Regions from separate parts of the Mus musculus genome. Here region 2 is linked to region 1. A link is a contact called in ENCODE Hi-C or POLR2A ChIA-PET data. All regions are on one chromosome and are shown on one strand. Each heading gives the region's core, a stretch centred on a gene start or an enhancer-like site at or near the end of the contact. The rest is flanking DNA. Distances are from core to core; before and after follow the strand shown.

Region 1 (3,256 bases), core at 496-2,995:
TGAACAACACATATCACACCACTGATGAGACATTATTTCGCACACTTTCTTCAATCATTTACTTCTAAATTGATTACACTAGAGAAAACTAAATGCAATCCTGTTTCTATTTCTTTTAAACTGGGAATTAACTTTGACCAATATACTTTTAATTCTATATGATGGGAGCAGTTTAGAATGTGAAACTTCATAACACGGATTGTAATAACTTAAAAAGTACTATGAATTTTTCAAAATGATATACGTGAAACCAATTCTTAATTATGTGATAACAAAATAGGCACTTCTGAAGGGTTTTTTTTTTTTTTTTAAAGAAGTGAATGAATTACAAAGGTAACTTATTGAAGGGCTTTTGATACTATTAATTCTTCTATACTAGGCCATACTTGATATTAGTAAATTTCTTCTAGTAATTTAATAATACTATCTGCTTTAAATAAGGCATCATCCTTTAATTCAAACTGTCTAATTTATTGGCAATGTATCTAAAATGTATAGGTCTGTGAATAAAACCCTACTAACATACATTACCTAACACCGCTCCTTTTATACAGTGAGAGCCTTGAAGACCTAGATCTTGGTTAACAAATTCAAAAACAGCTGCCCTAGTGAAGAGAACTCGGGAGCAAGACATTAAAGTCACATAAATACATGCGAACCCTTGATTTCTCAATGTCAACACCATAAATGCACTTTGGGATACAGAAATTAATTATAGAGTGTAGGGGACTCACTAGTGTATACATCAACAAGTATATTGTAAACATTCTAAAATTCGGTCACAATTTCAGCTCATAAAGTAAATTTAAGCAAAAATGATTTAGGAAATCTCCCTAAACTCCCAGCTTTGTTACATGGTTAGGGTGAGACGGACCACATCACACTGCTCCTCAGTACTGTGCTTACAGCTAAACAGGAACTACTTCTCGAATGAGATCAGGTCTCAGCTAAATACTTTAGTATCAGAAGTACAGTTCTTTTCTGGTGTAATAATCAAAGCTGTATTTTGACATTTCTAGGAAAAGATCAATTTCTAAACTTCACACTGTACTGTCTTTCCTACAACAAATGTCAGGTGAAAACATCTCTCAAGATCGGGGATCTAATCTTTTCCTCTTGTGGGGAGACAGGAAAGGCAGAAAGGAAATTCACAACTACATCCCATGGAGCCACATCCTTACTGCGAGGACCCGTGGCCCATTTTATTTGCGATAAATCAATGTATTTACTCACCGCTATTACTGTTCTGCAACTTCAGTTTACTTTTGTCCTTGGCGCTCCTGCTGAGAACTCCATTAGGCTTCGAGTCCTCTTCGACCTCGCCTTTCCTCTTCTGCAGGTCGTTCTGCTTCTTTTTATAAGTTGGCTTCGGCTGCCGTTTAGTCCTCTGCTCCGACTTGCTTTCGCTCTCATCTGAGTCTCCACTTTCAGAGCCAGATTCGTAAGTTCTTTTGGCTTTTCTCCTGCTGACTTTCTCATCTCTTCCATATTTATCTACAGCGACTCTGCCATCTGCACGATTTTCTATATCATTAGATGTAGAGGCTATTAAGTTGACAGAACATGGCTTAATAATTTCGGATACAGAATTCCCTGAATTTTCCATTTTATTAGTATTTTTATCTTCTTCTGAATGTCTGGTGAGCCAGGCCTTCTTCAGTTTAGTGTGGTAGTTGGGCTGACTGGACTGGGCTGCTGGCCCATTTCCTACAGAGATTGCTTTGTTACTTGCAGTGCAGGTCATGGTGCTATCCAGGGGAAGAGAGGCTGCCACTGTCTGATTTCTCACAGTATTAAGTTCAGCCTCACTGACACTACTATTTTTAAACTGAGCTGCAGCCAACGCTGCCTTGTGCTTTTTTAAATGAATAAAATCAGTTGTGCCTGAGAAGCCAGAGCCGGGCTGAACAGCACTTCCTGTCTTACTACAGGCCAGAGTGCCTGGAACCGCGGTGCTGACTGTGCAGTCCTTTGCTTGCGCCACTGCCTGACTAACAACACTTTTTGAAGAAGTACATTCGAAGGGTGTAGAGGCCGAAATGGTATTTGATAAAGAATAACTTGTTTCTGCACTACTCAAGCTGGAGACACTGGTGGTAGTGGCAGCAGATGTGAACACATCTGCTTTGGTAGTAGAGACTACATTTACAGCAGACATGACTGAAACAGGAACGTTGCCCTGGGAGACAGCTTCAAAGTTTTTTTCAGATTTCACATGAGCACTTTCTAAATTCACATTTGGTAGAATAATTCTTCCAGTCTCTCCGGCTTCTGGTTTGAGGTAATCTGTTTTATTTGCCCCAGATGAAGATCTTTCACAAACTCGATCTTTGGAAGCTAATGGTACAGATGGCACACTATCAACTTTTGTACTAGAAGGTGGACGAACAATGACAGATGCCACAGCAGCCTGGGACTTTCCACTACTCTTTTCCACGGGCCACTCAGCTTTCTCTCTGTTGAGGTTGTTATTAGATCTCCACATTTCCGTTAGACTCTGATCAGAAGAATTCTTAAAATTTGACTGAGAGTCTTTTGGCTCAGGAATTAGAGTTGGAGGCTTCTGAGATTCTTGAACTTTGCCACCAGCATTTACTGGCATCACCGGTGTCAGTGTTGGAGGGGAAAGGCTACTGTAGCTGCTTTCCTTTCTTTCCAAACTGTGGTGGATTGGTGGATGGAATACTGGTGCCCTGTGCAGAGCAGGCATGCTGCGGAGTGCATTAGTAGAAGAAACAGTCAGATGGGTAGGGCTCCGACAATCACTTCTGAACGTTGTTACTGAGTGAGATGCACTCTGATGGGGAAGATGGTCTGGTATCTTGCCCACTAAACTTTCACTTTCTGGTTGGTGTTTAATCAAAGGTGGAGGCTTCGAAAGAGATGATATAAAAGAATGAGTTTGAGGATTGGCTGTTGCAGAAAGGTTATTATTTTGTTTCTCAGTGTAAATGTTGGAAACTTCTTTGGATGGGTAGGATCTTGGTGGCTCATTGACCACACTATTAGATAAAGTAGTGAAGTAGTTACTCTGGGGCAAACTCTGAGGCACTGAGTGCTTCATCTTATAAATCTCTGACACGGAGCGGTCTACGTCTTTATCTTGTTTGATAGCATGGCTTTTAGGACTAGAAGATGATGGTACTACTCTGGAGTAATTCTCTCTTTCAACCTCATGACCCTTGATTTTGGTTGTAAATGGAGCCACATCAATACTCTCCTGAAGAATCCGACGATGTTCCTCCTTGTATTTGTT
Region 2 (3,256 bases), core at 449-2,948, 37 kb after region 1:
TATACTTTCATCATTTTTTTGTTTAACCCAGTTATAATACTACTTAAAACATTTAACTAGAAAAGAATCTGCAAGCTGGACGTGATGGCGCACACCTTTAATTCCAGCACTTGGGAGGCAGAGGCAGGCGGATTTGAGTTTGAGGCCAGCCTGGTCTACAGAGTGACTTCCAGGGCAGCCAGGGCTATACAGAGAAACCCTGTCTTTGGGGGGAAAAAAAAAGTGTCTGCATCAAATGTTTGTATATATTTAAAATACTGAAGTTAAAGTCCATTATTAAAACAATGTAAACATTTTTAAATTTAAAGATTGCAATAAGCTAGAAGATTAAGAAAAATAGGTTATTATTATCTTTTACTTTGCTAAAAGACAAGGAACTTAATTTTACTTATCACAGCATCTGCATGTCTCTGTCTATATATTACACATGCCAGGAACCAGCCAGAGCCAGAAGAGGGCATCAGCTCCCCTAGAGCTGGCCTATAGGTAGTTGTGACCTGCCTGCCTCCTGTTGGTGCTTGGAACTCCTCCAGGCCTCTGCAAAAGCCCCAAGAGCACTTAGCTGCTGACACATGTCTCCAGAGCCAGTACCTCCTGCCCCCACAAACACACTTTTCTGCTTTCTGAGACAGTTTTCTTATGTTGGCAAGGCTGGCCCTGAATGAGATCCTCCTACTTCAGCCTCCTACGTCCCAGGATCATAGATATGAATCACCACAAATTGTTTAATAGTTGTGATGAGTTTCTTTACATAATTTAAATCTATTTGTCTACTGGAAAACCTATTTCCCCTCAAGATGCATTTACTTACTCTAATAAATTAGTTAACCTCATAAACAAATAAGTATATGGCAAAACAAAACCAAACCCTCAAATACATTTATAGATAGGTGCAGCCCTGAGCCAAAGATGAACAGAAGTAACCCTGGTGTCTAGACAATTCTCCTCTAACAGGAAGCTGTGTTCACTCCTGTAATCCTAGCTATAGCCAAAGTGTTCCTGTCTCACAACAAAGTCCCAGCACAAATTTATTGCTAAGTAATGCTATAATCAAAATATACTGAATGCCCTGAATATGAATGAAGTTTAATGAACAATTGGTGTGCAGTTCCTTACCTGGTATGGCTGAAAGGCACTATCTTCTGTTAAAAAATCCAGTTGCTTATCTATAAGGAATTCTACTGCAGTGATAGAACTAGGTATACTATTTTCAACCAATGGTTTGAAGGTCTGTCAAAAAAGAGAAAAGTTCTAATGGTTATTTTCTGGTTGTATCCTCAAAGTGTTATACAAAGGGTACATGGCAATATAATGGTTCAATAAGGTCGTCATAATGGTATAACCTAACGTTTTTATTAAAACCATAGAATACTTTTTATTCATTAAAAAATAATTAAACACAACCATAATTAATAAGCTGGAAATTATACTGTATCATGCTATAGACTATTTCTGAAAGACTACCAAGCACACGTGTATGTTTCTGCTTAACCCTGAAAACATGAAAAGAAGTCAACCACATTCACCCCTGTTTACTCCTAACTAGAGATGTTAGTCTAATTTTCATACTGAGATTTTAACTGAGCAGAAAGCATCTGACCTTACCCCACCCCTGCCTTGCTCCCAGAACAACTACAGATGCAGTTACTTCAATGAGAGCAGAGGGCAGCAGGAGAGACCAGTGAGGAAGAGCAGTCCCCACCAGCCCTGTCCTGTCTCTAGCTAGCACTGTCACAAAGCAAGTCTGAGATCACACAGCAGGCAGTGAGGTGGGAAAGTTAGAGGAAGGAAACAAGGGCACAGTGTTTGTTTTCTTAAATGACTATCACCACACTCTCATTCTTAGCAGAGTCAGAGTCAGTCAAAATTAAATGTATTCATGTATCTACTACTGTTTGTTCTAAAAGCTTTAAAATGAAAAGAAAATTCTACCATCTTAAAAAGTGTGGCTTTCCTAAGAAAGAATCAAAATCTGAAAAATGCAATTAAACAACTAGGCTTCTAAACTGCATATATGTGTACCAAAAGAACATTTCCTCATGACAAGGCAACTTGGGTACCATCTGGACACAAAACAACACTGTTGACCAAGACAGTACGTATCTCCCAGATTCCAAAGCTGTTGGTGCTCCTGTCCACCCTGTCTTGTAGCTATTATGTCTTAAAGAAATACAAAATACTCTGGTTATTACACAAAAAAAGTTTCAGTTTGAAGGGGTTCTCAAAGAGCTAATTTTCTACACTTAAGAAATTCTTACCAGGAGTTAAGTGGATTCATTAGGATGTATATTTTAAACATATCTCATTTCTATTCAATTAATATTCCTGAGCAAATAACATTTTCCTTATTTGAAAAAAAATTGAAAAATTACAGTATGTATCTCTAGAACCATCCCCAAAACAAACAAAATCTGTCTCTTCCATTTATTTTTAACATTTATGATAATTGAACCTAGTTAGAATAACTTTCTACTGTGTCCCAGCCTAACCTTTTAAGTACTAGATGTTCAAAATACTTTGTGTGAGAAATTAACTTTCAAAATAGAAAATTCCCACACTAACTGTACATCTATCATTGCCTGCTACCAATATTTTCTATTTCTTGGGCCTAGATTCCTAATATTTCATATAATTCTATCATTTTTTATAAGAGAATGTACTCGCTTAAGAGTTCATGTTATCTGATTATATGAAATATGTTAACATGATAGCTATCAAGTTAGCGTATTTCTACAATGAAAAATTTTCATATTATACTTCTACTTGTTTAGCATTGGTAAATGAGAGAACACTGGCTCCTTCTCAAAAGGACTTTCAATCTTTGGACATTTTCTGTTTCTTGTCCAAACACTTCAGGCCAAAGCATCAAGGATAACCCCCCCCCCCCCAAAAAAAAAGACTGGCTAAAGATAAAATTCAATTTAGCAGGACTGGACACTAGCAACATTAGCCCTAAGTACCTTTTTCTTATGCAAATAATACAGGTGTTTTGCATCTCCTAAGCCCCAGTCATTTTATAATATCAAAAACATTCCTGCGAAGATCTTCTCCAGAGCCCTTTTTGCAAGGTGGGCCGGCTTCAGGGGTAAAATTCACCAACTTAACATAATTTAAATTACTCCAGTTAACTTAGAAAGAGGATTAATTTCTAGATAACACAATTCCTCAAAATTGAAGGTATTTAGTTGACAGTCCTTGGTAAAATCTGGCTAGTAAATGTGTATGACAAATAGAAAGGCTAATTTACAAGTGACCC

The links. Hi-C counts contacts between places; a loop is a spot of excess contacts on that map. ChIA-PET counts read pairs that join two places held with the same protein, here RNA polymerase II (POLR2A).
Region 2: a map of left cerebral cortex shows a loop between it and region 1 (1.9-fold over the local background). The contact joins two enhancer-like sites. A Hi-C loop is called at or near these places in 6 of 37 maps with a recorded cell type or tissue (heart and left cerebral cortex). POLR2A ChIA-PET finds 5 or more read pairs at or near these places in 1 of 5 experiments (Patski).

Annotation. Positions count from the first base shown.
Region 1 is chr10:67,224,897-67,228,152 of GRCm38, reverse strand. It overlaps Jmjd1c (jumonji domain containing 1C), which reads right to left. Exons shown (of 26, transcript NM_207221.3): 10 at 1,237-3,256. Among named protein-coding and RNA genes, the nearest start is that of Nrbf2, 59 kb to the left of the region's middle. Within about 2 kb of position 1,745, at least 2 of the 3 ENCODE cell types and tissues checked have a DNase peak (open chromatin) inside an H3K27ac peak, as active enhancers do; they include left cerebral cortex, where a contact is called at or near this core.
Region 2 is chr10:67,187,710-67,190,965 of GRCm38, reverse strand. Jmjd1c (jumonji domain containing 1C) reads right to left here. Exons shown (of 26, transcript NM_207221.3): 3 at 1,117-1,230. Among named protein-coding and RNA genes, the nearest start is that of Jmjd1c, 62 kb to the right of the region's middle. Within about 2 kb of position 1,698, at least 1 of the 3 ENCODE cell types and tissues checked has a DNase peak (open chromatin) inside an H3K27ac peak, as active enhancers do; it is left cerebral cortex, where a contact is called at or near this core.